Linked DNA regions of Homo sapiens: all the other regions are linked to region 3. A link is a loop called in an ENCODE intact Hi-C map of the cell type or tissue named here. Cell type or tissue: PC-3. All regions are shown on one strand.

Region 1 (4,000 bases), 290 kb after region 3:
CAGGAGAGGAGGGAAGGGCATCCCTAGGAAGCTGATAAAGGGAGATCCCGGGATGAGACGAGGCCCGGGCACAGAATGCTGCCTGTTCTGAGGGCACCAGGTCAGAAGGCTGTCAGGGAAACTCTTCAGGACAATGAAATTGATAGAGCACCTGATGTGGGTGAAAATATTGGAATAGGCAATCAGTAAAGACTCTGGAGTTGAATTAGTGATAAGTACAGAGAAAGGCAAGCAAACAAAAGAACAAGATAGTTATTAGCTCCTAGGAAAATAAAAGTTATACAAGGAAGGAAAAATACAGTAGGCCACATGGAACTCTTCACCTCTTTAAACTATAAACATGCATACCTTTGACAAAATTTTAGAAAACAGTAAGTTTATTAACACATACACATTAGAGTTCTCCTGCCCCAACCCATGCTGCTTCCCCCAAAGTGCCCAGAGGGGATAAGCTGAACCCAAATATCTTCCTCTGTCCATCTCCAAGCAGGCAACTTCCCTTCAGGAATGGAAGCTATTTGTCCCCAGTGGGAGGGAAAAAAGAGAAAAATAAATCTGAGAAGAGACCTGTAAAATTAAAAGAGAGAAACCTGGTAATTAGTGCTTCAGACAGATAATAAATTCTGAATCTCACAAATAAGGCTTTACGAGTTGAGAGTATAATTGATACCCCAGCCTGGAGAGCCTATCAGATCACCTTAATCCCACTTTTTGTCTTGTGCATTTTAAATTATTCAGTTCCTTTGAAACCTAGAAATACTGCCTTTGTAGAATCAGACAGCTCACTCTACGGGGTGCCAATTTAGGATCTCCACAGTGGGTTCTGCCAGAGATGCTTGCCTTGGTCTGGAGATATGTATCCAGTCAAGCCACAGTGACAGGTGCCGGAGCTCAGGGCTGCTCTGTTCTGTTGGCATTCTGAGGACCCCTCCAACCTGGTGACTCCACCAGGAGACAGCCATCTGTAGGGTACCAGGAAGCATGAGACTGGTACCAGGATGCGGCAGTTGAAAGGCCCAGAATGCTGCAGGCTGCTCAGATCACACCCCCAAGGACCATGTCCAGCCCCAGCCACCATGTTCAGCAGGGAGCAGGTGCTAGTCACTGCAGGCTGGGTGCAGGACTTGGTACCCTCCATTCATGATGCCATTTGATCCTTACAACAGCCCTGTGAAATAAGTGATACTATCAGACCATTTCACAGATGAGGAAACTGAAGCTTAAAGAAGCAAAAACAAAAAAACAAAACAAAACAAAACAAAAAAAAAACAGCCTAAGACGCCACAGCTAACTAGCAGTAAAGCTGGGATTTTAATGCAAGTCTTCCTGACTTCAAAGTCCACTTTATTCTGTTGCGTTTGAGGACTTCCACTGAGCCAGATTCAGGGCTGGGCTGTGGAGATTTAAAGACTAAGATGAGATCTCTGTCCTTAAGGAGCATACCTTGTGTGGTAGTCAGGTACATAGACTGTTCCAACACACTGTAGTGAATTTCTTGATGGAAGGTCTGTGAGCAGAGACCCAGAGGAGAATGATCTGGGGATGAAAGGAATGTGTAAGCAGCTACTTTATGCTCCCTTATTGGGGCTAAGAAAGAACAGACTTCAGGGCACAGGAAGCTGTCCTCAAATCCCTGAAAGGCATGGTCATCTGAACAACCTCCAGGAATCCCACCAGACCCAGTGGAAGGCCAGTGGGCTCTCTGGGAAGAATGCTGGTAGCCTGAGCCAGAAAGGGCCTCTGCAAGAGCGCAAGGTCGCTGGCATAGCCAGATGTACATTGTCAGAAATGCAGCTCAGGGGATTCTTGCACTGGGAGAAGAGGACAAGAGCATTTGTTCTCTGTTCTGCTTGAGCCTCCCCTTCCCGGAACATCTATTACTGCTCTCAGCCAGCTCTAAAATTAGGAGGATAACAGCCCGTGCCCCACCTGGTGGCTGGAAAGACTAAATAAGGAAACCAGGGCTCAGAGAGATTTCACAATTTGCCCAAGGTCACACAGCATGTGAGCAGGGGACAGGGTCTCCTTCACTGCATGGTCTTCCTTTTAAACCAGTCACGTCATTGTTTTTTCCAGATGATCCCATTGTGGTATGATTCAGCTGTGCTCTAGGTACAGGGGTGGGAAGGTGGTGCTCAAGGCAAGGGAGAAAGAAGATTGGAGTCTGAGCTCTCTGCCTGGCAACTGATCCAGAATCATATCTCATCTATACATGCCGGCCCAGGCTTAAGCCAGCCCTGAGCTCAGAGAATTCTGCAGGCTGGTACTGCAGGAAGAAGGCTGGACTTGAATACAGAAGACATGATTTACACCTCACCTTTTCCACCTACTAACTCCGTGATCTTTCACATGGGTCTCAGTTGTGCACCTGCAGAATGGGCGTAATAATTCCCACTCTAAGAAACTGCCAGGGTTAGCTTACACTTCCAATGAACAATATGTGTGACAGCCCTCTATTGGCTAATGTACTTGATGAACATGAGAAGAGGAGGAGGGAACCATGGTGAATTGAAATCCTGCTATGCGTCATGTCACAGGCAGACCTGACATGAAAATTCACATGCAAGCATTATGAAATTGCTCCTGGGAGAACCCAGAAAGGGAGTGGGGAAAACAAGACAGGGAAGGGAAGAAGCCACGCAATGATACAATTACAGGTGAAGTCCCCACCAAGGCCTGATCCTGCAGGGAGCTCTACAGTGTAAATTCCATCTCTGAGTTTGCCCGCCTTGAAGGAAAAGAGCTGGGCTTTCATACTCCGGCCTCCTGATCATTGTCTGCAGGCCTTTCTGGGACACTTCTGGTTCTCAGTACCTTTGAGCAAAGCAACTGCAATAGCCTGCAGGTGTCTCAAGAAGGTTGCAACTGCAAGCTGTTAGGAGAGAAGCATGCAAGCGCTGGGGCAGGGATGCATGGAGCTCATAAAGGACATCCAAGAGGATCTGAGGGCATCACGGCAGAGAACTGGCAGCTTTCACTCTGCAGATCCTCAGAACACATGTTGTCATTTAATTAATATTCAACTCAATGAAGGGGTATTATTAGTCCCACTTGACTGATAGGAAACTAGGGCTCAGAAAAGTGGCTCATTCAAGGTCCCATGGTGCATCAGAGATCAATTCCATCTGCCTCCAAATTCATGCTCCCACCAGTGGTTTTACTGTACTGTCCCTCTGCTTCACTCTCCAGATCCCTTGGCACTGGTCACCTGGACCCTGCTCCCCTCAAGGGCTCCAGTCACTCTGCTTATTGCAACACTCCCATATAGGGACCACAGATCCATGGACTCTGACAGCAATGAAAATTTTCAATGCTGGTGCTTTCAGATTTTTAAAAGTAATGTCAAAGACACAGTGTGGATGCTGTGATGGTCAAGGTCCTCACTGACATGGAAGATGTGGAGACAGTGGTGTTGGTGGCAGAGAGGGTGGTGATCATAGTGGTAGTGAGGGTGGCAGTGATAGTTCTGAGGGTGTTGAGAGAGACAGTGATTAGATTAGTGTGGAGGTACCAGTGAAAGTACTGGGATGTGGAGGTAGTGGGAGGAGGGTGATGGTGGTGAAGATGGTGTTAGTTTGGCTGAGTGGAGTTAGTCATGGTAGTGGAGACTGTGGTGGTAGTGGTGGTAGAGGTGATGATAGTGGTGGTGGTGGAAGTAGCAGTGGAGGTGATGATGGTGATGGTGATAACAGCTGTGGGCAAGATATTATTAGCACAGTGGAGGTGATAGAAGTGATCATGGTAATAGATATGATGGCAGTGGGGGTGGAATTGGTGATAGTGATGGTCAGAGTGATGGTGGAGGTGATTAGAGTGGTGACGGTGGAGGTGATGATGGTGATGTGTTAATATTGGTTGTGGATGTATCAGCGTGATAGAAGTAGTGGAGGTGATGATGAGGGAGGTGAGAAGGGTGGTGGTAATGGAAATGATAATGATGGTGATGGTGGAGGTGATGACGATACTGACGTAATAATAATGATAATAATTGCAATGTGAG
Region 2 (4,000 bases), 310 kb after region 3:
ACCTCTATTTCCCTTCTGCTGCCTCATATTTGCATTGTTTCTTCCTCTCCAGCCCCTCTGACCCTTCCTCCAACAATGCAGAGCCTCAGAGAAAACAGTGTGCAATTGGAGGGAGACTGCTTGTCTTCCAGGCCGGCTCCAGCAATGCCATGCTGTACATCTCTGAGCCAGTCCCTCGACTTCTCTGAGACTCAGTTTCCTCATCTGTGAAAGGAAGAGAAGGGCGATGATAGTAACAACGCATTTGAGGTCTCTCCAGGTGCTGGGCTGAGTTCTTGCTTTATGACAACTCAATGAAACAGGAACTATTACCACTCCTGTTCAACACGTGGAAACTGAGGTGCTGAGAAGTGAAGGGAGTTGCCCAGGGTGACACAGGGGGTGATGAAGCCAGGACAGGCCCACTGCAGATGGCTGTTGGGAGGGCTGGATGAAATGGTGGAGAAGAAACATTCTTAAGACTGGCATTTGCTTGTCATCTTATAATGCCATTAAGATGGTGTAGCAGATTGCACTTTCCAAAGATGCCCACCACACCATCACCCATCCCACAGGCTTTTTGGCAATATGACCTTCCCCTCCTCTATAAAGAAGTGGGTTCTATTTCTCTGCCCTCTTGAATTTGGGTGGGTCATGATGATTTTTTCCAAAAGAATAGGAGGAAGAGACCTTGTGCCAGTCCAAGCCTTAGCCCTTAACTAGCCTGACAGCCTCCACTGGCAGTGTCCTGGGAGCTAGCTGCTACATAAAAAGAATCACTACCCTGAGCCCACACTGCTGGGAGAGGCCCAAGCCACGTGGAGAGGCCCTGGAGGATGAGATGCTGCAAGAAGAGAGGCAAAGACCCCAAGAAGCCAGCCTTAGCCACCACATGAGAGACCCAGGTGAGTCCCAGACAACCCAGAGAGCAGAGCAAAAGAAGAAGACATTGCTCGAAGCCCCTCTCTTCTGGTATGGTTGTTACACAGCAGTAGAGAACCAGTCAGATGCGGCCCTCTTTCCACTTTCAGCTCTAAGGCAGAAGGTCGCCACAAAGAGATGAGGAAGAGGAAAGAAGAGGGGTGGAGGGGTGGAGTCAGGACTGCAAGGAGCTGAGGCAGGGAGCTGCCCTCTGCCTCTGCCTCTGCCTCTGGGCCCCAGCCTCGGAATCAGCCCAGCTTACAGCCCTCAGACAGTGGCCAGCCCATGACTTACGATGGGGCGCAGGTCAGGCTACCGGCCCCTCTGGGCTGCCATCTCCTCTCCAGTTACGTGGGGAGCTGTGGGCTGCCCTCCCCTCTCCTGTTATGTGGGGAGCTGTGGGCTGCCCTCCCCTCTCCTGTTATGTGGGGAGCTGTGGCCTGCCCTCCCCTCTCCTGTTATGTTGGGAGCTGGATGGAGTCGACGACCCCTGAGGGCCACTGCAGCTCTTGCATGCTGGATCTCCACTGCTGGGGGGCGGGGCAGGGGGGCGGTCATTCTGGCTGTGGTTCTATCCAGCAGAGCCAGGAAACACTAGGGCTGGTCAGACCCCAGAGCCCTCAGGACATCCCCACCCCTGGGTCTTCATACCCCTAGAGAGGCCAACACCACAGGCCTGAGGGCCAGCAAGTCCAGCCCAGCCAGACAGTGGAGCTGGAGAGCAGAAGGCCACACCTGCTGACTCTCACCCAGACACACTGTGGCCCTGAGCCTACTGGGCCCATGCCAGGACAGGCCCTTTACACAGAAGAGCCTATTTAATCCTCACAGTCATCCGGAGTGCCAGATAATGCTATTATCTCATTTCTCAGATGAAGAGTCTGAGGCTCAGAGACTTCAGCAAAATCACACCACTGCAGTGTGAAGCCAGAATTGAAACCTGGAGGCCTAATTCCATGACTCTCCCTCCCCTCCACTGTGCTTCCGCTGGTGGGTACATCCGCAGACACAAACACACCACCCTGCTCCCCACACAGCCCGACCTGCCCTGCTCGCTCACACACATACTTTCATGTGTGATGGTGCATACGTGTAGACACATCCCATGCTGGTACACACCAGTTCATACGGAAACCCACATTCACACAGGTTGTGTGTGTCGCACACAGACACTCCCATCCCTACACATGTAGACCCAGGCACCCAGGGCCCTGACATTTGCTCACACATACACCCCTACACTCCAGCCCCACAGGCTCAGGTGCAGACATCTGTGTGCATACATCCTCATCACACACGTACACACACAAACACTGCACCTTGTTTAATGATGCCCAGGAAATGAGAGTCATTATTTTTATTTTTTTAAAAAAAAGAGCCTCTCAAATGCCAATAGATTCCAGCATGTTTTTTCAGTGCTAAAAGGTTTTACAAGCAAAAGTCACCCAACAGTGCCACCTGCTGAAGGCTGGCTATTCTCTCCCGTCCTGCCTGTTCCATCCTTAGTAGGGTGAAACCTGTCCTCAGTTTCCCCCAAAGCGCTCAGGACTTGGGAGCTGGGTGGGGGAAGCTGGGGGAGAAAGTGGGTGCAGGTGGACAGAGGAGAGGTTATACCGAGGCAGGGGAACACATGGAGAAGGACTTCCAGAGCAGGCAAGGAGAGGAAGATGAAAGAGAGAGGCCTGCAGGGAGACAGAGAGGCCAGGCAGGGAGCTGAGAGAAAACCATGGGACTCAGAGAATAAGAGAGAGAGCACAGATAGAAAAGACTGGGAGGGAAAGTCTGGCATGCAGATGGGAGAGAGGGGAGGGAGGATGAAAGAGACCCGAGGAAGGACTAGAGGGGCAGCCAGAAATGGCGGAGAGCCCTCCCCAACGTCGGCCCCCTGGACCCACAAGGGGCACGAGCCTGGCAGCTGGCCCTCCCTCCCTCCAGGGGTGCCTCTACTGCAGGGGCCTGAGGCTGCAGTGTTTTCCTGGAGGTGGGGATGCCCCAATGCCCCCCTCAGCCCTCCAAAATGTTTGTCAAGCAGCCCCTGTCCCTAAGGGGCTCAGCTCCCCGCCACACACCCTGCCAGCAGGTCAGGATGAGGCAACTGTCAACAGGAAAGGGCTCTTACCTGAAGTATCTGGCTTCTTAGGTGCGAGTGACATCCAGAGAGAGGATTTGTTCAAGGCCACACAGAAAATTAGGAAGAGTCAGCCCTAGAAACTTCAGGGGCCCACGCACGGGCCTCCACCCCTGTGTCAACTGAGATGACAACCCTCTTCTTTCTTGATAGAATCATGGAGGAAAGAGAGATTTGAATCTGCATTCAGTGGTTCCAGACCACAGGAGAGTAGGGGATTAACCACAAGGCCCCAGGGGGAGACCGAGGCCACATTCTTGAGTCACCATGTCAGTACCCACCCCTCTGGAGTCAGGTGGATCAGAGCAGGACAATCATCAGTCCAAGAGAAAACCACTGACCTTCAACTCATGAGACATTGGCGCTGAAAGCTCCCACTGATCCCTTCCCGTGGGGACACTGAGCCTAGGGGAGTGGGGCATGCTGGGGTGAAGCAGAGGGCCTGAGCAGAGGGCATGAGAACCCCCCACCCTCCCAAGCCAGCTGCCCACACAAACCTCTTGACACTGATGGAGCCAACTCCTCAAAATCCTGAGGTCTGGGCTCCCTAGAAGGTGGCAACTTTGGGGGCTTCATCCTTCCCTTCTGAGGCCTAAATTCTGGTCCTCTTCTCTCTCCCAAGGGGACACTTCCTCCAACAGAAAGGACCCTGGCAGGGAAAGTCTTGGGGTAATTTTTCTTTTTTATGAAACCCCCTGATATCTCCCGTAGCTCAGCTGGAGTCACAAGGAGGCACCTCTCTCACCTTTGTAGAAACACACAGGGCTGCAGAAAGCTGGCTGACTACACAATGCAGAGCAGGTGCCGGCTTGCATCTCATTTACATATGTTTGCATATGCTTTCTTACTTCTCAAAATACCAGGAAACTATCCTCCATTCTCCATCCTATAGCTTCTTGGCATTTACAGTCTCTCCTGACTTACACGGGGTATCTCAATGCTGTGGACTTCCATTTGCTTAGCTAGAGAAGG
Region 3 (4,000 bases):
TGAGGTCAGGAGTTCGAGACCAGCCTGGCCAACATGGTGAAACCCTGTCTCTACTAAAAATACAAAAATTAGACAGGCGTGGTGGCGGGTGCCTGTAATCCCAGCTACTTGGGAGGCTGAGGCAGAAGAATCATTTGAGCCCGGGAGGCGGAGTTTGCAGTGAGCTGAGACCATGCCACTGTACTCCAGCCTGGGCAACAAGAGTGAGACTCCAAAAAAAAGAAAGAAAGAAAGAAAGAAAGAAAGAAAGAAAGAAAGAAAGGAAGGAAGGAAGGAAGGAAGGAAGGAAGGAAAGGCAGGAAGGAAGGAAGGAAAGAAAGAAAGAAAGAGAAAGAAAGAAAGAAAGAAAAGAAAGGAAGGAAAGAAAGAAAGAGAAGAAAGAAGGAAAGAAAGAAAGAAAGAAAGAAAGAAAGAAAGAAAGAAAGAAAGAAAGAAAGAAAGAAAGAAAGAAAAGTAACGTCAGATGTCTTGCAGAAGTTCAGCAGAAGCACAATTACAAAGGGCAGGAGGGAAGAGCATGCCCCCAGGGGAAATGCCCTGTACTCTGCCTGGCACTATGGCACTGGCTTTTCTAGATCTGCACCCTCCCAGGACTCCCACTTCCTCTCTCCTCAACTCCTACCTCCTGCCCTTCCCCACAGGGCTTTGCTTACCTCCCTTTGACCTAATATTGGACATGTGTTATCTGCCTCTGGCTGCAAGGTGAGCAGAAGGGGGTCCAGAGTCAGGGACTGGATGACTCACTCTACCATTTACTCCTACTTGGACATGTCCTTAACCTTTCTGATCCTAAAATCCCTCACCTACAAAATGGACAGAATATGCCCTGTTCTTCCCTCCTTCAAGGGTTATTTGTAAAACTCAAAGGAGACAGTGGATGGCAACATGCCTTGTAAATCCAAGGATGGTGCAAAGGGAAGGTTAATTGGTCAGTGTCACCACCACTACTACTAAAATATTTTCTCCTTGCTATTTGGTGTAGGGGAAAGGGCAAAGTCTTCTAGAGTGTTCACTAAGTGTGTAAAGGATGAGGGATCAACACCAATGGCTCAGCAGCCCAAAGCTTCTCTGTAGACTTTATAAACAAAAGGGATTTGACACCGGAAATGACTGGACCAAAACCCTAGAATCCTTGAGTGTAGGCCCCTTGAGAGCCAGCCTGACTGGCAGCCCTTGCAGATGAGAAACTTTCAGTCCCAAAGTGGAGGAGGATGTGTTGAGGTCACACCACAAGTCAATGAAAGATGGGATCCTAGTGCTTTACAGCCCCCCAAACTCTTCTCCTGTCATCAGCCTTCAACAACACTCATTTGAGGGGCCCCAAGGAGATTCCAGGAGATGAGATTAGAAGCTACAAAAATATTGATCTTCAGGCCGGGCGTGGTGGCTCACACCTGTAATCCCAGCACTTTGGGAGGCCGAGGTGGGAGGATCACGAGGTCAGGAGATTGAGACCATCCTGGCTAACATGGTGAAACCCTGTCTCTACTAAAAATACAAAAAAATTAGCCAGGCATGGTGGCGGGCACCTGTACTCCCAGCTACTTGGGAGGCTGAGGCAGGAGAATGGCATGAACCCGGGAGGTGGAGCTTGCAGTGAGCCGAGATTGCGCCACTGCACTCCAGCTGGGATGACAGAGTGAGACTCCGTTAAAAAAAAAAATTGATCTTCAAAAACATATATGAATATAAAATCCAAGGGAACAAAGCCACCCTTAAAGGCTCCACCTGTAGTTCATTAACATTCACTCAATTGGTTTGTCATAGTAGGTTGGCATTTTGGGGGGCAATGGGGAGGGGAAGTCTGTTCCACAGCTTCATTTCCAGGAAAGCTTCCCCAATTTTGAATCTGCCTGGGAAACCTTGAGTCCGCAGTCCTGTTTCTAGGTGAGGAACTTTGGAGTCATCTGTAATTCTCCTCTCTTCATTCCACAAGGCAGGAATCCTTGACTGCTGGTCCCTGGTGACCCTATAGATTTGTTACCTGTGCCTGACTCACCGCAGCACTCAATGAATCACACTGCTGCATGAATGCATTTGTTGACTGAGTCCCCAAAGGGTGAACTGACTTTCCCAAGCACTAGGTGGCAGGGGCTGAGGAGAAAACTGCTTCCTCCCTCCTTCCTCTTATATGCAATTCATAGAATCACAGGATGTTCAAGACAAACAGACCTGTGTAGATCACATTCTTCCCCAACATCAAAGCCCTCTGATTTCCTCGGGTACCTTTCTTGGCAGCCACACTGAGCATTTTCAGTCACTCATCATTCAACAAATATTTGAGGAGTGCTTATTTTATACAAAGAGGAAAGTTAAGTAATGCAACATCTCTGACCTCCAAATCCCTTTCCACCTCTAACATCCTCCAGGCCTGGATGAAAATCCCAATGGGGTTGGTAACCTGCCCACAGCTGCAGCCAGGCACAACATGGGAATCCCAGCAGCCTCTGGTTGGTCCGTTGCACGTCAAGCTCTGGCTTTTCTGGGGAAGATATTTTCATCAGGAAACTACATTTGGCCTAAAATGCTGAACCTTACATAGGGTTGAGGGTAAGTATTAGCAGCTCTGCCCACAGAGCTGCATTACAATTTGCAGAGTTTCTGAGAGGAGGCTGGGATCTGAGTGCCAGGGTAGTGATAAGCCCTTCGTCTTGAGGACACAGCATCCCCCAGGGCTTGGGAGCATCAAGATAGGTCTGTGTAATTCCTCACAGTGACACAACTCAAACCTCAAAGCTACTGGTTTCCTATAGCCTGGTTGGGGAACCAAGGTTTAGCTATCAGCATCCATTAAACAGAAAAAAACTCCAGAAAGCCTTCTTATGCTAAACAGGAGGAAACCCAGGCCCAATGAGGTTAAACAGCATGGCCTGGCCACAGCTCAAGCAGTGAAACAGACAAGACCTCTGCACCATTGGTTCATTGTTGGACACACGGACACCCCCCTTTTCAGGGGTAACATGGAGCTGTATAGTTTCACTTCAAGCTATGTGTGAGTAGCCTCTATTATTGGTATGTGGTTGAGAAATTGTTTTTCAGTGAGGAAAGGATTAAGTCCATTTTGGGACATCCTATGATAGAATATATATAGCCAGTAAAAATAACATCTTTAGAAAATATTTCAAGGCATGTGACAATATTCATGATCGAATGTTAAATGGAAGTAGCAGGAGGCCAAATTATATATGCACAAGGAACCCTGATATTGTGGCTATATACCACATTTCCTCCATTGTAACAGCATTGATATCAAGAGGCATCACTGGCTTAATAATAGTTCAGAAAAAAGGAAAACATTAAATCTACTATAAGAAGGATCCTGATTTCAAAAACATTAAAAAACAAAGAATGTACAACCAAGAAGAAAGGAAATGTAGCATAAATACATCACACAAATGTATGTATGTGTGTGCATGTGTGAGTTCATAAGATTCACGAGAAATACATAAAACATGGAATGATGGTTATCTCTGGGGGAGAGATTTTTATTTTATTTATTCTTTTCAGTATTTTTCAATTTTGTTTCTGATGTGTGTGTATATACTAATTTTTTGAATCAGAAAAAAATAAACTTTGTCTGTAGAACAGTCAAAGCAAATATAGGGAAAATACACATGATTTTTTGACTTACCCAGGGCAATTTCCACTTTCCAGTCTCTATACTTTTTCAGCGTTTCATTTCGTTATGTTTCTATCCTCTGGTTTTTAAGCACAGTTTAGCATTCCCTCTTCCATGAACCGTAATAAGGTTCCCATAATGCCTTTCCCCACTCTGCTGCATTTTAGCAGTACCAACATCTCTTAGGAAAATCAGGTACAATGTCATAACGCAGGTGCCACCAGCATGTTTAAGATCCCACTCTGCACTGCAAGCAGAGTTCTTTGTCAAATGTCCACCTGGGAAAAATTACCCAGACTCCAGTGTTAAGAGACTCTGCTCTTTTTTGAGAAAATAGTGTGCTTTGGATTTTTACTCTGAAAAATCACAAATATTATCTTG
Region 4 (4,000 bases), 62 kb after region 3:
CCTGCAGTCGAACAAGTGTAGCTGGAATTGCATTCACCCACCTGTTCCTGAGTTCTCCTGGGACACAATGTTGGATTGGTGGGCACTAGTATATTCTTTTCACAAGTGCTGGAATATCACTATTTCAAACAGCTTAATGATCATTGTACATGTGCCCTGAGCAAGGCTGCATGAATAACTAAAATGTCAAATGTCTTTGTTTTAGCTGCGATTCTATCAACTCTGCAGGTCTCATAAGCATGAGCCACATGCCAATTAGAATCTCTGATGGTCAAGTATAAATGTCTTTGTTTCATAAAAATGAAAGAATGAGTTCATTATCACTTAACTCCCTCTAGAAGAAATAATCTTTTAAAAACTTAAGATCCATAAGGAGGAAAGATGGGTTGTTAAAGCAGGTCCTCCCTAAAGATTGCTTCCTTGCCTGTGAATAGAATGAATCCAATGGCATCATTTCCTAGAACCAAGTTGAATTTCCCACTGGAACCAGAATTCCAGAAAGCCCTGGACATCACTCTACATGTCAAGGCTGCAGACACACACACATCAATTCTGAAAGAGGGAGGATTCCAAGAGTGATGGTGCCTGCAGGGCCTTCTGAGATAAGATGAGGAGTCTTTCTGGTTTCCAAGGGGAGGAACCCAAGCTACAGTCTCACTGGCACCAAAGATTAGAGAGGTTAGTGATTGAGGACCCAGGGAGGCAGCTGCTCTCTGAAGACTCTTCCCTAGTGGAGCTATACCTCAGCTCAAAAAGGCAACCACAAATCTTGTGTCCAGCACAGCTCCAATTCAAGCAAATTTCATTCTCTTTCACCAAGGAAAGTCTATACACATACACATGTATATACACACATGTATGTATATATGTTTATATATGTGTGCATGCATACATACATACATATGCATGTGTATAAAATGGGATTTGAATTATAGACTTAGACCTGTCTTTTCATCAAAATAAATAAACAAACATGAATTTACCCATCAGAAAACTTCAGTTGTCAGGACCTGTGTCTGATATTTAGCTGGGGAAATTTCCCCTGTCACTGGGGTGGTGGATGTTGTCTCAGAGCTGAACACTGGGCTGGTGGGGTCATCGGAGGATGATGAGGATGAATCAAGGCTGTTCTCCCACTTTCTCCAGGGCTGTGCCTGGGACCATATGTGTATGTGTGGCTGAGAGGAGGCATGGGTCCCAAGACATGGGTCATCAGAGACTGAAGCTCTCCAGGGCAGCCTGAGAGATCTGGCAGGGCTCTGGGGGCGCCTCAGTTTTGTGAATCACCGCCATGTGGTGCCTTTGGAGTCAGCCAGCTCTGCCTCCTAACCCCATCCCCTCACTCACCAGATGTGTACCTGGGTCTCAATTTCCCCCATCTGTCATTGAGGACAGTCATACCGACCTCAGGGAGGGATCAGGTGAGATAAATGTGATGATGACCAAAATGCAAGACAATTACTGATCATGAGCAGATGAAGTCTAGAAAGGGGGAAATTGGTCCACAGAACACAGTGGGTCAATGAGGGACTTAGAACGAAAACTCGAGTCTTGGGTTCCCAGGCCAGACCTCCTTTCACTGCACCAGGGATTTCAAAGTGGGATCCACAGATGTACTGTCAGGGGCCCTTGAGTGATATGAGAGTCTTTTTTTATTCTGATATTTTCATTTTAAAAATTGAAAAATATCAGTGAGACCCTATTGGGGTTGTGTGTGGATGATCATATTATCACCAACTAATGCTTCAGGAATGCAGAGTTCACATTTGCATTTGGGTTTACTATCATGTTTTTGCAAAATGAAGGCCAAATGACTTCATGGACTGCTGTACAAACAAAGGTTTAGCAATTGTTCAAACAGAGATAAGTGGAGGGAGGATTGAGTCATCAAACAGAACAGGGGACACAGACATGCCACAAATAAGCTGCTCTGCATTGAAGCTGGTAGAATTGTAGTCACTGTTTTGCAAGCAGGTGCCTGAGTGAATGCCACCTTGGTTTGCAACAACTTGCAAGACAACACTAGCAGCTGGAAATGGTAAATGGTATATAGTCTTACTAAATGGTACATATTTCTATATATTTTAAATTATTATATTTTGAAGTGCTCTATTAAGTTGATCGCTTCATCAAAATTCTAGGTCTGTGTTTAGAAGTGTGTTCATTGTAATACATGAAAAATATAATAATATTGATAATAACTCTAATGATGGTCTAGCATGTCCAAACATCAAAATGATCTAGTTGATAACAAGCGGAACTTAAATGGGAATGTATCCTTCTATTATTAAACCCAACGTTGGTTGTTTTACTTTCAGCAAAACATCATCTGTCACATTAAATTAATGCCATTAATTTGAATTTTAATGGTTTTGTAGCTTTATTTGCATTTAATTTGTAATTGTGTTTTGGTTTTACAGCTGTGTAAGAGCTAAAAGCATAAGAGATTTATACTTACTTTTATGTTTGTATATATTTAAGTAACAATATGATCAAAATAATTCTTATCAACACTGGGGGTCTGCAATGATAGCTTTCCCTTTAGAAGGCATGTTTTAGTCAACTTTAGGAATCACTGAGACTGCGCCACAGCACACTGCTCAATGCACAAGAGGGATTGCATTTGAACAGTACTAGGTGGGATTGGATCCAGCCCAGTATGTTGTGGGAAGGGCATGTGGGGAAAAAATTCCCCTGGGAATTTAGGTCCAGGCTTTTCAAAGTGCTGGGTTACTTAGTCACCATCTCAGATGACTCAGGGACCCCAATCAGCTACCAATATCTTTTGGCTCTCTTTCTGCTGTTCCTTTACCAAACAATTTCGTGTAATTCGGTGATAAGCCACTGAGAGTTCAGACAGAGATTCTTAACCTGAATCCTATAACAAACTTCGCTGGAGGAGAAACCCACAGCCTTCACCAGAGTGTCACCCGCATGCTTCCAGCATCCTCAGAGGATGGGGCCAGCCCCAAAATGCTGTGGGGGCAAGGGCTGGTGTGTCCCTGGACCTGACTCTGCAGCAGGCACTTTTTTCCTTGCCTTCCACTCCCACGTAAAAGCCGGCAGAGGAAAGAGACTGGAAAAGGCTGGGTCACTTCCCTGAGATGCACAGCTGGGTAAGTAACTGAGCAGGAACTTGAACTTGGGTCCACAGGACTCCAGAGCCTGGGCTCTCTCTGGCCTAGTAGCTGTACGTGAAGGGAGAGGAAAACAGAGCCCATGCCCCTTGTGCTCAGGGAGTTTCCAATCTCTTACATCTAGGACTTGTTCTCCTAAGGGACTGGATAGGAGTGGGACTCCTTCCACTGAAACCCCAAAGCCCAGGACAATGGGTGTCAAATGCCCCTACCATCCAAGGGGTATAGCTACCAGGTTCCTTCCTCCTGGATTTGTTAAGAGGCTTCTACACTGCCTGCTCCTCACCTCCTCAGTCCACATCCACCCTGCTTAAGCAGAAGAAAGAGAATTGATGTGAATGTGGAGGAAACTTTACGTAAAATACTGTGACTCGGCTGCTCCGTGCACTCCTGTAAGCTACTAGCAGGGGCTCCAGAGAACCTCTTGCAGAGATTGGGGTGCCTGTACAGAGAGAAGACTCATGCTTCCTTCCCCAGTTGGAGGCCCATTGCACTGCAGAAACTCCAAGCCCACCATGAGGCACAGAAATTTCCAGAAGAGTTTATCACATGTCCCCTGGGTTGTGGGGGAAGGGGGTGGGGACTTAGAGTAGGAACTGAACCTGTCCCACCTTAGAACTCAGGACAGGAGGCTGGCCGGAGTGGGGTGAGGCCAAGGGCAGCTGCAGCAGCCTGCAGGCCCGCCTTTGCCCTGGAAAGAGAATGTGAGCTTCTCCAGGGCTGAAAAGAGGCCATAGAAGGCGAGCAGTTTCTGGCACTGTGATGGGGACCCACCCCGGGGGTCACAGAGGAGGGTCCACAGAACACCCAGCACTGGGGTACCTGCCTTGACAGAGACTTTGAAAGCCTCTCCTTGAACTGAG
Region 5 (4,000 bases), 89 kb after region 3:
CTGAAGCCAGAAGTGCTGTGCCCTGAGCCCCCTGCAGACCACTCCACGGTGCATCTCTGACCTGGCCCTGTCTCTCCTTTGCAGAGCTGATAGAGCCACCGAAGCAGAGAAGGAGTGGGGGAGGAGAAGTCTGCAAGTGTGCACTGGACCGTGTCCTAAAGTGCCAGCCAGATGGCCATCTGTGCGCTTTGGCCTCCCCAGTCCTGCCAGGGAAGGAAGTATGAAGCCAAAGCCAGATGAGAGTGAAGACCTGGCCAACAGCCTCTCTGCAGACCCTGCCAAGCACATGCCACCCCCTCGGTCATGTGCACACACACACCTGCACACACACACTCTGCTCAGTCCTTCAGCTGGTCAGCGCTGATGGCTCTTGTGGGGGGCCTCTGCTCTGTCCCGATCCACCCATGCTCACAGTCCCCCCTGCAGAAGCACTAGTAATGCTCAGAGGACTTTCCAAAGCCCCTACGGAACCCAGGGACTGCTCACCCGTGGCTGTTGGTTATGTCAGATATCGGAGAACCAGCCCCAAAGACAGGCTACTGTTGTGGGAAAGCCCAGAACATAAGACTGCAAGGTCTGGTTCTTTCTGGAATCACTGCACTCCCTGGAGAAGGCCACACCCCTTCCTCTTTCAGGCTTTAGCTGCGGCATCTGTAAAATGGTGATCCTAACCCCTGTCCTGCCTGCCTTATGGAGACAGTGAGGATTAAATGTGTGTTAGAAAGGAAAGCTCCCTGTAGGTAAGAAAGTGTTGAGCAGACCTCACAACCAATGCTTTCCGTATGTGCTTCCAGGATTTCAGGGAGATTTTTCTATTTTCCATGGGTGTGATATGTCTCCATACAGCCTGGAGCCTAGTATTTGTGCAGATAGTCAGGACTGGAAGAGCTCAGATGTTGGAGAATTTACTGCAGGCTGGTCCTGTATATTGTATCGGCTTGTCACCTTCCTCGTTCTGCACACTGGATCTCTGTTAACATAGCCCCTGACTCTCACAGAACTTATTGTCAGCTCTAACCCTGTGCTTGTTTTCTGCACTCTGCTGCTAACATTCCCAGCCCTTGTATGGATAGGCCTGGGGCCTCATGGCACCCTGTTCCCAGGCCTGCAGAAATCTGCTCTCTGGGAGCACCTCCACCAGACCTGGCTGACCGTGTCCCTGAGCCAGAAGGGGATTAGAGGCCCCCACTGAGCTGGAGCTGGAGATTTGGAACAGAATACCCCCTCCCTTTCAGCTGGGCAAAAAGGAGAAGGAGCAGAGCCAACAGCCCCAGGGCTTCCTGAAGAAACTTTGCACCAGGAGCCTCCCATTTCCTGGGCTTCTGCTGATGGAACAAACTTTCCTCGGCCCTTGGCGGCCCAGATTCTGGAACAGGCTACTCTGCAGTCAGGCACTGTGTGGGGGAAGGGGTGTCAGCCTGGGATGGCAAGGACAAAGCCCCAGCCCATGCTGCTCCCCAATCTCTCCTTCCACCCAACTTGCTCTGTGGCCTCCAGCAAGGCCCTTCTCTTCCTGGGGCCTTAATTTCCTCAGCTGTAGAATGAGTCAGGGAAATAAGATTGGTCCGGTGAAATGTCACAGTTGAGTGGGTCTTACAGAGGCAGATTCTACATGGAGAAGGGGTGTGGAGCACCACCATCTTTTCTGATTCCACTCTCACTTCCCAGCTCTCACAGCCTTAAAGCAAACTCCAGCTGCCCAGACCTCCACTGTGTGCCCTGGGCTCTGGGCCTTGGCTGATCTGGTAAATGCTGCCCCCACACGCCAAAAGGACAGAGGAAACAACTAAGAGAGTCCCCAAGGCCCAAGGCTGGAACAATTTGAGCAACAAAATACATCATGAGAGTATCAAATTATAACTCCTAGAATAAAATAAAAATCCAGGAGTCCACATGGTTATAAATAAGTACCTGAATAAATAAATAAATGAAGGCAGCTCTTCCTTACAGAAGAGTTCCAATTAATAAATGTGACATGAACAAGGGAAATAAAAAAACACCATTAGAACACCACAGTAATAATTATTGCAGACAAGACGCACTGATGTATGCTAAAATTAATGGGTGAAAGTTTGAGGAGAAGCAGCATGTTCGAATTGTCTCAAAGTATCTCCCCCAAGAGATTTACTAATTATAAAGGGGAAAGAAAATACAGTAATCTGCAGTGGAGAAACCCAGTAGGTGCCACCTTAATCAAGTGACCAAGTTAACATCACCAGTAATAAGACGTAGCAACATCACCACACGCCCCGATAGGATGCACAGAGAAGACATTTCATGTATATAGTATTCTTGCCAAAAAATGCATAACATCAATTTCATCATGGGGGGACAATCAGACTGAGGGGCATTCTACAAAATCACCCATCAGTACCCTTTCAAATGTCAAGGTCATGGACGGCAAGGATGCTCTGAGGAACCATCACAGATTGGAGGGGATTAAGGAGAATGACAGCTAAATGAAACGTGAGAGCCTGGATTGGATCCTGGAATAGTGGAAGGATATTAAGAGAAAAACTGGTGAACTCTGAATCAAGTCTGTATTTTAGTAACAGTATTGCCCAATGTTGTTAATGTAATGATTTTGATAAATTATACAAGATGCTAACATTAGGGAAAGCTAGGTGAAGGTGTACAGAAACCCTCTGTGCTATATTTGTAACTTTTTAATTTCAAATAAAAAGTAAAAAATAAAACTGTTTCATTCCATTTTCTAGGGCTCTTCACTGATGCCAATCAATAGTTTGCAGCGTTTCTTCCCCTAGGTCCACCCTTGAATAAGTGGTGGGCCCTCCGGGCCAGGCACTTTACATACACAATTTCATTTGAATCCTCATAATGGCTCTCTGAAAGAGGTATTATTAGCCCCATTTTATAGATGAGAAAACTGATAGCCAGGGGCACACACTAGAACATAGAGGCTCTAAATTCAGACTCTGTCTGAATGCAGAGACTATGACAACTGATGTTTTTACTCAATTGTGGTAGCTTATGGAGGAGGTCTCATGCATATGGCCAGCAGCAAAGGCAATGCCTTTTGGTCCTTTGGAGCATGGCTTTGAGATGCTACATACCTTAATCCAAATGCAGGGCTGATCCTTTAACAGTAGAGTAAACGTAAGACTCTAGACTGCTTGGGCACAAATCCCAGATCTTCTACTTATTTATTATGTGTTCCTACAAAAGTTACTTAATCTCTCTGTGCCTGGGTCTCCTCTCATATAAAATAAAGGTAATATTTAATACCCGTCTATAGCCTGGCTCTGAGGGTCAAGCACTCAGGTCAGTTTTACACACTCCATAAGTGTTAACCATCTCTTTTGTCTTCGCCTTCTGCATCTTTCCCCAGCCACCTACAAAGTGCCAGCTTGCTGGCTAAGATTTCCTAAACTAAACAGCAAGTTGAGGTCCAAGAAAAGCTCAGAACACACTGTGGAAAGAGAAGCAGAGAGGCAATATCTGACCATCTACAGAAAGGTGTAAGATGTTATCAGCCTAAAATCCTAAGCTGGGTAGCAGCTAAGAACCATATAGAGACATTGTGGGATTAGCAAAATATTCCAGTCAAGGTGTCCTGGAATGATCCAACTCCTTATTAACTTGAATGTGCTCCACTGGCGGAGGCACCTACCTGCCCAGATGTGACCAATCTAAGGTTAACTTTACAAAGGGAGAAAACAGAAGGGAAAGAAAGGGAAGGGATGGAAAAGTGGTGGGAAGAAGAAAGGAGAAACACTTTTACCAAATGAGCTCATGAAGGAATGAATCTTAGAATCTCTTAAATTTTGAACATGAATCAATAAATCGCAGAACACTACTGAACACCAAAATCTAGGCAATGTTTGGCACCTGCTGGCTCGGTGAAAATACTGTTTTTTTAAATGCATGGAATGATTGAGATCTGAGAGCCACCCTTGCCATGTAAACCTGAAGAAGGAATTGATATGAGCATTGGCAGAATGCACCCTGTGGTTCTCCAGAGTGCTGAAGTCTGTTAAGT
Region 6 (4,000 bases), 470 kb after region 3:
TTGCACTAGCACCACTGTGGGTGAAGACCTCCTTGGATTTCACATGCTAAGCGCTTCATTGCCTCACCCAGTCCCAGCCCCACTGTGATGGGCAACTATCCCTCAGAATGGCACCAGCATTGGCAGCAAAGTGGAGAGAGAAAACGTCTAGGCCCTCGAAGACGCTGTTAAACTGCAGTGTCCACCAACCCTGAAGGCTCCTGGGCATCCAGGGGGTTCTTACAGGAGCTAATAAGCAACCTCACTGTTCAAGGCAGTGTAAGCTGACTTCTCAGAGACTTGCAGCAGAAGGCCTCCTCCCTAACATACCCTCTAAACCCATGACAAAGCCAGCTCAGGAGCACCAGTGGGCGATGTTTCAACTCTAGCTTCCCAGGGAACATTTCTGTACCAGTGACACGCTCTGTGAGACGACACAGGGCAATGAACTGAACAGCAGGGAAAAGGTACCCCAGACAGCATGCAGTGTTTTGTTACCTTAAAAAAGCAAGAAACAGCACTTGAGTAGCAAACGGCTCACTTGCTGTCAGAGGTGGCGTGAACTCCAGGGGAAGACGCCTGAAGCTTACTCCTTTCCCCAGCATGAATGAGCTGAAGGACTTGGGGCAAGTCATCTACCCTCTGTGCCTCATCCATAAACAGAAGAAAAAGCAGCCCGTCTTGCATGCTGCGTGAAGGTGCCAAAGGAACTGAAGAGCTCTCCTTCCCCGCTCCAAGGAGGCCTGATGGAAAGAGACATCATGTTTAACTTGTTTCCTCCACCAAGGACAGCTGCAGTTAACAATGTTTGCCTATGGGTTGGGCAATTTTTTTTTTTTTTTTTTTTTTGAGATGGACTCTCGCTCTGTCGCCCAGGCTGGAGTGCAGTGGTGCAATCGCGGCTCACTGCAACCTCCCTCTCCCAGGTTCAAGCGATTCTTCTGCCTCAGCCTCCTGAGCAGCTGGGACCACAGGTGCATGCCCCCATGCCCGGCTAATTTTTGTGTTTTTAGTAGAGACGGGGTTTCACCATATTGACCAAGCTGGTCTCGAACTCCTGACCTTGTGATCTGCCCATCTTGGCCTCCCAACGTGATTACAGGCGTGAGCCACCGCACGCGGCTGGGTTGGGCAATTTCTAACCAGACTCTCTGAATATCATCATCGACGGTGGGAGCCAGCAGAGGGCTGGACCACTCTTTTGAATCCCCTTATAACCCAGGGATGAGCACATCTATAGCGCTCTGAAAAGGCAGTTCTGGAGATTTCCTGCCCAGGCAGAGCAGTGGCTCAGCTGGGTGAGCAGTCACCGAGAGTATAGGATGCCAATCCCTGGATTAACGAGGTGAATGCCAAAGACCCTCCGAGGCAATGTATTTTTGGAAGAAATACACACTGCAGCAGAAAAGAGAACATGGTATAAATTTTCCTTCTTCCAAACAGTGCAGAATAGAAACCTATAAAAGCAAATTCTGGATGTCTGAAGATATGGACTTTTTAAAAAATCTTGTTTGAGAGATTCCACCTTACTGACTTGCACCATATCCCTGGAAATGCTTCCTTAAGTGGCTACTGGAGATGGATGTCATGTAGCAGGGTTTACAGATCCCCTGCAATCCGAGGTCCTTGAAAAGCACAAGGCAGTCTCTTCCTCAACTCCCAGGGCAGAATTTTATAGTGGAAAGAGATGTTGACAGCCACTTTCTCAGCACCACTCTCTCATCCTACAGTGTAGGAAACTGAGACCCAGAGGAGAAAGGGGTCTTGCCAGAGATCTTAAAGTGTGGTGGGGCAGAGCTAAGGCTTGAAAACAGGTCTTGGACCCAGCACTGTGGCCCCGGACCCATGCTTGTCAAAGAATAGGACAGAGGCATAGCACTGTAGGCAGAAGGCTGAAGCAGAATCGGGCTGCTGGGGTTCCCAGCCTTCGGCCCCCACCTCCCCCAATAGAAACCGCAAGCTGCCTGGCTGGGCAGCTACAAAAGGGGGAATGCTGTTTGCACAGGATCTGCAGAGACCTCGCAGCACGGATGGGTAGACATCACCATGCACATATGAACAGCAGAAAGCCCTCCAGGTTCAGCTTCCCTACGAGGGCCGAATCCTATAAACAAGATTACCACCCCCATTAGACCTTCTCTGAGAAGAAAGAGTGACCTCTCCAGTTGATCTGGCATCAAGCTTTTTTCATGCTTCCACAAGGGTAGCGGTCTTGACAACAAAGCAGACCGCTTCCACGTCTGTGCCCACAGTGCCCCCTTGTGGGAGTCTGCATAGTGCATCACACGTCTTTATTTCACCAAGTGAAAAGGCAGGGATGGGGCAGTCTACAGCACTGTCCTACCGGGTCTCCACAGCTGTCCCCCTCTGGAATATCCTCCCCTTCCCTAAGCTCAGTGGTTCTCAAACTTTAGCATGCATCTGAATCACCTGGAGAGCTTATCAAAACACAGGTTCTGGCTGGACGCGGTGGCTCACACCTATAATCCCAGCACTTTTGGAGGCCGAGGCCAGCGGATCACCTGACGTCAGGAGTTCAAGACCAGCCAGACCAACATGGTGAAATCCCATCTCTACTAAAAAGTACAAAAAAAAAAAAAATTAGCCAGGCGTGGTGGCAGGCACCAGTAGTCCCAGCTACTCAGGAAGCTGAGGTGGAGAATCGCACCCAGGAGGCGGAGGTTGCAGTGAAGCAAGATCACGCCACTGCACTCCAGCCTGGGCAACTCAAAAAAAAAAACAGGTTACCTGGCCCCACCCACAGCTTCTGATTCAGTAATTCTAGGGTGGAGCCCAAGAAATTGAATTTCTAGCAAGTTCCCTGGTGACACTGCTGCTGCTGTCCAGGACCACACCTGGAGAATCGCTGCCTCAGCTAATCACCTCCACCCATTTAAGGCTCAGGACCATTTCTAGCTCCTTGGCAAGATGTTCCACAAATGCCCCCAGGCTTATCATAGGATGCCATAGTTGTGTAACTTTAACCAAGTTCCTTAACCTCTTTGAGCCTCAATTTCCTCATCTATAAAATGGGGGTAATAGTACTTCCCTCCGAGTGCAGGTAAATGAGGCCAGGTGCAGTGGATCATGCCTGTAATCCCAGCACTTTGGGAGGCTGAGGCAGGTGGGTCACCTGAGGTCTGGAGTTCAAGACCAGCCTGGCCAACATGGAGAAACCCTGTCTCTACTATACAAAAATTAGCCAGGTGTGGTGGTACACACCTGTAATCCCAGCTACTATGGAGGCTGAGGCAGGAGAATCACTTGAACCCAGAAGGTGGAGGTTGCAGTGAGCTGAGATTGCGCCACTGGTGCAATCCAGAGCTCCAGCCTGGGTGACAGAGCGAGACTCATTCTCAAAAAAAAAAAAAAAAAAAGGTAAATGAGATAATTTGTGCAAGACTTAGCTCAGTACCTGGCACATGGTAAACAATAAATGTTAGCTATTCTGTGGTCATTAATTAGCAATAGTATTACTGTTCATCTGCCAGCTTCTTGAGGGCAGAGACAGTATTCCCATTAGAGACAGAATTCTCAGAGGCAGAACGGATCTTAGAGAAACTTCAGTCCAGCTTCCCAAGCCTGAGCTCACCTGGGAAGCTTCAGTCCAGTTTCCTGAAGCAGCCTCACCTGGGAAGCTATTAAAACATCAGGTGCTTGGGCGCTACCCAGATCTACTAACTCTGAAAACTGGGGCAAGAGGCTGGGCATTTGTTGTTTTTGAGACAGAGCCTCGCTCTGTCACCCAGGCTGGAGTGCAGTGGCATGGTCTCGGCTCACTGCAACCTCCGCCTCCTGGGTTCAAGCAATTCTCGTGCCTCCACCTCCTGAGTAATTGAGATTACAGGCACGCACCACCACGCCCAGCTAATTTTTGTATTTTTAGTAGAGATGTTTCACCATGTTGGCCAGGCTGGTCTCGAACTCCTGACGTCAAGTGATCCACCCGCCTCAGCCTCCCAAAGTGCCGGGATTACAGGTATAAGCCACCACACCCAGCCAGCATTTGTATTTTTAACAA
Region 7 (4,000 bases), 97 kb after region 3:
ATTCCCAGTGTTGTGCTGGAGCTGGCTTGTAGCAGCTCACAAAATTGTGCACATTTCTTTCCAATAGTACATTTAGTAACATTATGTTGAATTTGGCCACGGTGCAAGTATTTATACCATGAAAATTGGCAAATACTACCAATCAGACCTTTTTTTTCCACAAGACCTGACTTACCTGTACATTACCACATAGTCTGGTGTGCATGACAAAAGGTAATTTACATAAAACAAATACCAGTAAGTTTTAAAGTATTGACATAGTACTGTGTATGTTCTCTGGCCACAGTGGGATTAAATTTTAAAATCATAATAATAAGATATATGCACAAGCCCAAAATATTTAGAAATTAAACAATGCACTTTTAAATAACCCATAGCTCAAAGAATGAATTACAAGGGAGATTTTTAAATATTTTGAACTAAATGAAAATAAAAACAAAGCTTATGAAGTTTGTGAAATACAGATAAAGCAGCTCTAAGATGCAATGACAACTTTGTATTGATATCAGAAAGGAGAAAGTCCTAAAGTCAATCATTTAAGGCCCTATTTGATGAATGAAGAAAAAGAAGGACAAAATAAACCCAAAGAAAGTAGAAGGAAGAAAATAGTAAAAATAAGAGCATAAAACACTGAAGTAGAAAATGACAAACACAGAGGGAAATGAGTACAAACGCTGGTAGTTCTACAAGGTCAAAAAACTAGTACCATTGACAATTGCTAGGCCTCTAGCCAGATTGACCAAGAAACAAAGAAGACACACCTTACCAATCCCAGGAAAAAAACGACATATTACAGACCCTACTTTAATTAAATGGCTAATATGGAAATAGCATGAACAATTTTATGTCACAAATTCAACAACTTAGAGAAAATGTAAAAATTCCTTGAAATGTGCAAATTACCAAAGCTCACTCAAGAAGAAATAGAAAGCATAAATAACCCTGTATGTGCTAACGAAATGGAATTTGTAGTTATAAACCTTCCCACAAGGAAAGCACTAGGTTCCAATAGTTTCACTGGCAGATTCTATTTTTAAAAACTAGGTTTAAAAAAATCAGACCTATCAAATTATTTTAGAAAACAAAGAAAACTCTTCCCCATTTGTTTTATGAGCAAACTTATTCTGATACCTAAACCAGAAAGCATATATTAAAATAGAAAACTACAGACCAATACCCTTCATGGAGCACAAATGCTGCTAAAATATGAGCAAATTGTATTCAACAGTATGTTAATACAAAAATGATAATACACTATGACCCAGTGGGGTTTATCCTAGGAATTAAAGGTCAGTTTAATATTCAAATATAAGTGAATTTATATGATTATCTCAATAGAATCTTGAAAAAAATTGACACAATTCAATATCATTTATGGTAAAAACTTGCAGTGCAAGACTGTATTCTTGCACTGCAAGTTTTTACCATAAATGATGTTGAATTAATATATATATATCAATTCAAGCAAATATACACATTTGCTTCCAGGCTGCTCTTCTTCGCACTGAGGCTCAAGGTATTGGTGCTTTCTTCCCTGAACTGGCTCCCTCTCCAGGACCTCAATTATACTGCAGCCCAGCAGTCCAAAGCCTAGTTCTATTCAAGGGGACTTCTCTACCACCTTGGTGTAAGCCCTCAGCACCACATGAGCAGAGCCATTGCATTGGGGAATCAGGGTTTCCCAGCCAAGGGAAAAAGCTTTGATTTGGTCAGCACTTACTTTTGTCTAAGCATGAAAGAAACCCAGCTCAGCCTGGATTAAACCAAAAATAAATGTTATCAACTCACATGACCAGTGTTAGTCCTGGCTGAACCCAGGTGCTAGGTGGAATGATTAGTTCTGTTTCTCAGCTTCCGTTCTTCTCTGTTGACTTCATCCTCGAGCTGGCTGTCCCTACAAGGTGGCAGAAATGGCCCCAGCAGCTCCAGGCCCATGTCCTAATGTGTCCAGAGTTGGTTCCTTCTGATGGATTCTTGGTCTCACTGACTTCAAGAATGAAGCTGCAGACCTCTGTGGTGAGTGTTACAGCTCTTAAAGGTGGCACAGACCCAAAGAGTGAGCAGCAATAAGATTTTTTGTGAACAGCGAAAGAACAAAGCTTCCACAGCATGGAAGGTGACTGGAGCAGGTTGCCTGCTGGCTTGGAGTGGGGGGTGGTGGCCAGCTTTTATTCCCTTATTTGTCCCTGCCCACCTCCTGCTGATTGGTCCATTTTACAGAGTGCTGATTGGTCCATTTTACAGAGCACTGATTGGTCCATTTTACAGAGCGCTGATTGGTGCATTTTTACAGAGTGCTGATTGGTGCATTTACAATCCTTTAGCTAGACACAGAGTGCTGATTGATGCATTTACAGTCCTCTAGCTAGACAGAAAAGTTCTCCAAGTCCCCACTCAACCCAGGAAGTCCAGCTGGCTTCACCTCTCAATCCCAGCACTTTGGGAGGCAGAGGCGGGTGGATCACAAGGTCAGGAGTTTGAGACCAGTCTGGCCAAGACGGTGAAACCCCGTCTCTACTAAAAGTACAAAAATTAGCCTGGTGTGGTGGTGGGCGCCTGTAATCCCTGCTACTTGGGAGGCTGAGGCACGAGAATCACGTGAACCCGAGAGGCGGAGGTTGCAGTGAACTGAGATGGCACCACTGCACTCTAGCCTGGGCGACAGAGCAAGACTCCATCTCAAAAAAAAAAAAGAAAAAAAAATGCTATATGAGGCTGGTAAACAGGGGCAGGTCACTTCTCTGGTGAATGAGCTTAACCAACCCCCCAGCATCCTCCTCTCTTGAAGGAGGAGTTACAGACTATGCCAGCCACTTGCGGATTCACAGCAGCCTTGGGACAGGGCTCTTGGTGGGTGGGTTTTCTCTGGTAGAAAGAGTATCTACTTAGGCGTCAGGCATTTTACCAGATTGACATTCCACATGCATTCCATGTCTCCTCAAGACAGTCCAGAGAGAGGGATATTGTTCTTACCTGACAATCAGGGAAACCAAGTCCCAAAGACTTAAGTGACTTCACAAAGTCAGGAAACGCTGGTGATAGATTCTATTCTAAATCTAGAAAAAATATCCTTCCCATAGCACCTCTATCTTTTCCCATTAACGTTAGTAGGTGTTCAATAAATATTCATGAGATAGGGAAGAGAATTTGAACTGTCTGCACACTAGCCACTTGGCCAGTAAATTGGAAGGCGAGAATATGGTCCCCGTATACACTTACAGCATGTTGAGAGAAGCAGGGCTTCCCAGACAGGCGAGGGCTCTTTTCAGAAAGGGTAGAGCAGGCTCTGAGCAGCCTGGCTTTTTAAACAAGAATCGAAGGTGATTCTTGTGATTAAGTGTTGTCGGCAGCCGTGCCACGGGGACCCACAAAAGGCAGAAAATGGCCGTGACACTTGTCTTACTCAGACTGCAGTGGAAGGAGCAGACCCGCCTAGTTTCTGGAAGAGGGTAGCCTATTTTCTCCCCTTCGAGGCAAGTGGAGGTTCATGAAGGGTGGGACCAGAAGAGGCGAAGGAAAGTTACTGCTGCCCAGAGCAGCAAAGTGTTTTCTTTTCTTTTTTTTCTTTTTTTTTTAGACGGAGTCTCGCTCTGTTGCCCAGGCTGGAGAGCAGTGGGGCAATCTGAGTAGCTGGGACTACAGGCGCCAGCCACCATGCCCAGCTAATTTTTTGTATTTTTAATAGAGACGGGATTTCACAATGTTAGCCAGGATGGTCTCGATCTCCCGACCTTGTGATCCGCCTGCCTCGGCCTCCCAAAGTGCTGGGATTACAGGCGTGAGCCATCGCGGCCAGCCCAGAGTGTTTTCTTTTTCCTCAAAACAACCAGTGATGACCGAGGGTTTCTCTGTGCCTAGACAGTGGCCAGGACTGTTGGTCTGTGTCGTTGAGCAGGTCACACTATTTGGGGAAATATCACATGCGTGTCTTTGATTACCATTTCACTTCTTTGACCCGTCTCTGCTGCAAAGGTGATGAATAGAGCTTTCAAGACATTGA

The links. A loop is a pair of places that touch in the nucleus more often than their neighbours do. Peaks named below come from ENCODE experiments on the same cell type or tissue, not always from the same donor. Only the 100,000 strongest peaks of a DNase experiment are listed, where the experiment ranks them.
Region 1: it touches region 3 in a loop (10-fold over the local background); 2 of 110 quality-filtered maps call a loop at or near these places.
Region 2: a loop joins it to region 3, with 17 times the contacts of the local background. A loop is called at or near these places in 6 of 110 quality-filtered maps.
Region 4: it touches region 3 in a loop (4-fold over the local background); 2 of 110 quality-filtered maps call a loop at or near these places.
Region 5: a loop joins it to region 3, with 9 times the contacts of the local background. A loop is called at or near these places in 3 of 110 quality-filtered maps.
Region 6: it touches region 3 in a loop (13-fold over the local background); 8 of 110 quality-filtered maps call a loop at or near these places.
Region 7: it touches region 3 in a loop (7-fold over the local background); 3 of 110 quality-filtered maps call a loop at or near these places.

The regions. Positions count from the first base shown.
Region 1 is chr10:78,230,094-78,234,093 of GRCh38, reverse strand. It overlaps LOC124902467 (a long non-coding RNA gene), which reads right to left. Exons shown (of 2, transcript XR_007062210.1): 1 at 1,444-4,000; 2 at 360-1,168. Among named protein-coding and RNA genes, the nearest start is that of LINC00856, 17 kb to the left of the region's middle. In PC-3, a CTCF peak has its summit at 1,930 (motif pointing left); a DNase peak (open chromatin) is centred at 1,923; H3K27me3 peaks cover 2,051 bases.
Region 2 is chr10:78,210,018-78,214,017 of GRCh38, reverse strand. No RefSeq gene overlaps it. Among named protein-coding and RNA genes, the nearest start is that of LINC00856, 37 kb to the left of the region's middle. RefSeq lists enhancers at 1-1,385, 1,425-1,981. In PC-3, a CTCF peak has its summit at 2,382 (motif pointing left); DNase peaks (open chromatin) are centred at 2,357 and 3,288; H3K27me3 peaks cover 1,104 bases.
Region 3 is chr10:78,519,331-78,523,330 of GRCh38, reverse strand. No RefSeq gene overlaps it. Among named protein-coding and RNA genes, the nearest start is that of LINC00595, 250 kb to the right of the region's middle. In PC-3, a CTCF peak has its summit at 2,093 (motif pointing right); a DNase peak (open chromatin) is centred at 2,040; H3K27ac peaks cover 1,275 bases.
Region 4 is chr10:78,457,036-78,461,035 of GRCh38, reverse strand. LOC107984245 (a long non-coding RNA gene) reads left to right here. Exons shown (of 3, transcript XR_001747513.2): 1 at 1-3,116. Among named protein-coding and RNA genes, the nearest start is that of LINC00595, 190 kb to the right of the region's middle. In PC-3, no CTCF peak of the experiment used is centred here; DNase peaks (open chromatin) are centred at 1,875 and 2,745; H3K4me3 peaks cover 1,816 bases; H3K27ac peaks cover 3,556 bases.
Region 5 is chr10:78,430,525-78,434,524 of GRCh38, reverse strand. It overlaps LOC107984245 (a long non-coding RNA gene), which reads left to right. Exons shown (of 3, transcript XR_001747513.2): 3 at 85-2,696. Among named protein-coding and RNA genes, the nearest start is that of LINC00595, 170 kb to the right of the region's middle. In PC-3, a CTCF peak has its summit at 1,752; a DNase peak (open chromatin) is centred at 1,734; H3K27me3 peaks cover 1,174 bases.
Region 6 is chr10:78,045,703-78,049,702 of GRCh38, reverse strand. It overlaps a transcript of RPS24 not described here. Among named protein-coding and RNA genes, the nearest start is that of RPS24, 14 kb to the right of the region's middle. RefSeq lists an enhancer at 2,074-2,133. In PC-3, CTCF peaks have their summits at 2,020 and 2,227 (motif pointing left); a DNase peak (open chromatin) is centred at 2,232.
Region 7 is chr10:78,422,479-78,426,478 of GRCh38, reverse strand. No RefSeq gene overlaps it. Among named protein-coding and RNA genes, the nearest start is that of LINC00595, 160 kb to the right of the region's middle. In PC-3, CTCF peaks have their summits at 1,355 and 1,558 (motif pointing left); a DNase peak (open chromatin) is centred at 1,548; H3K27me3 peaks cover 243 bases.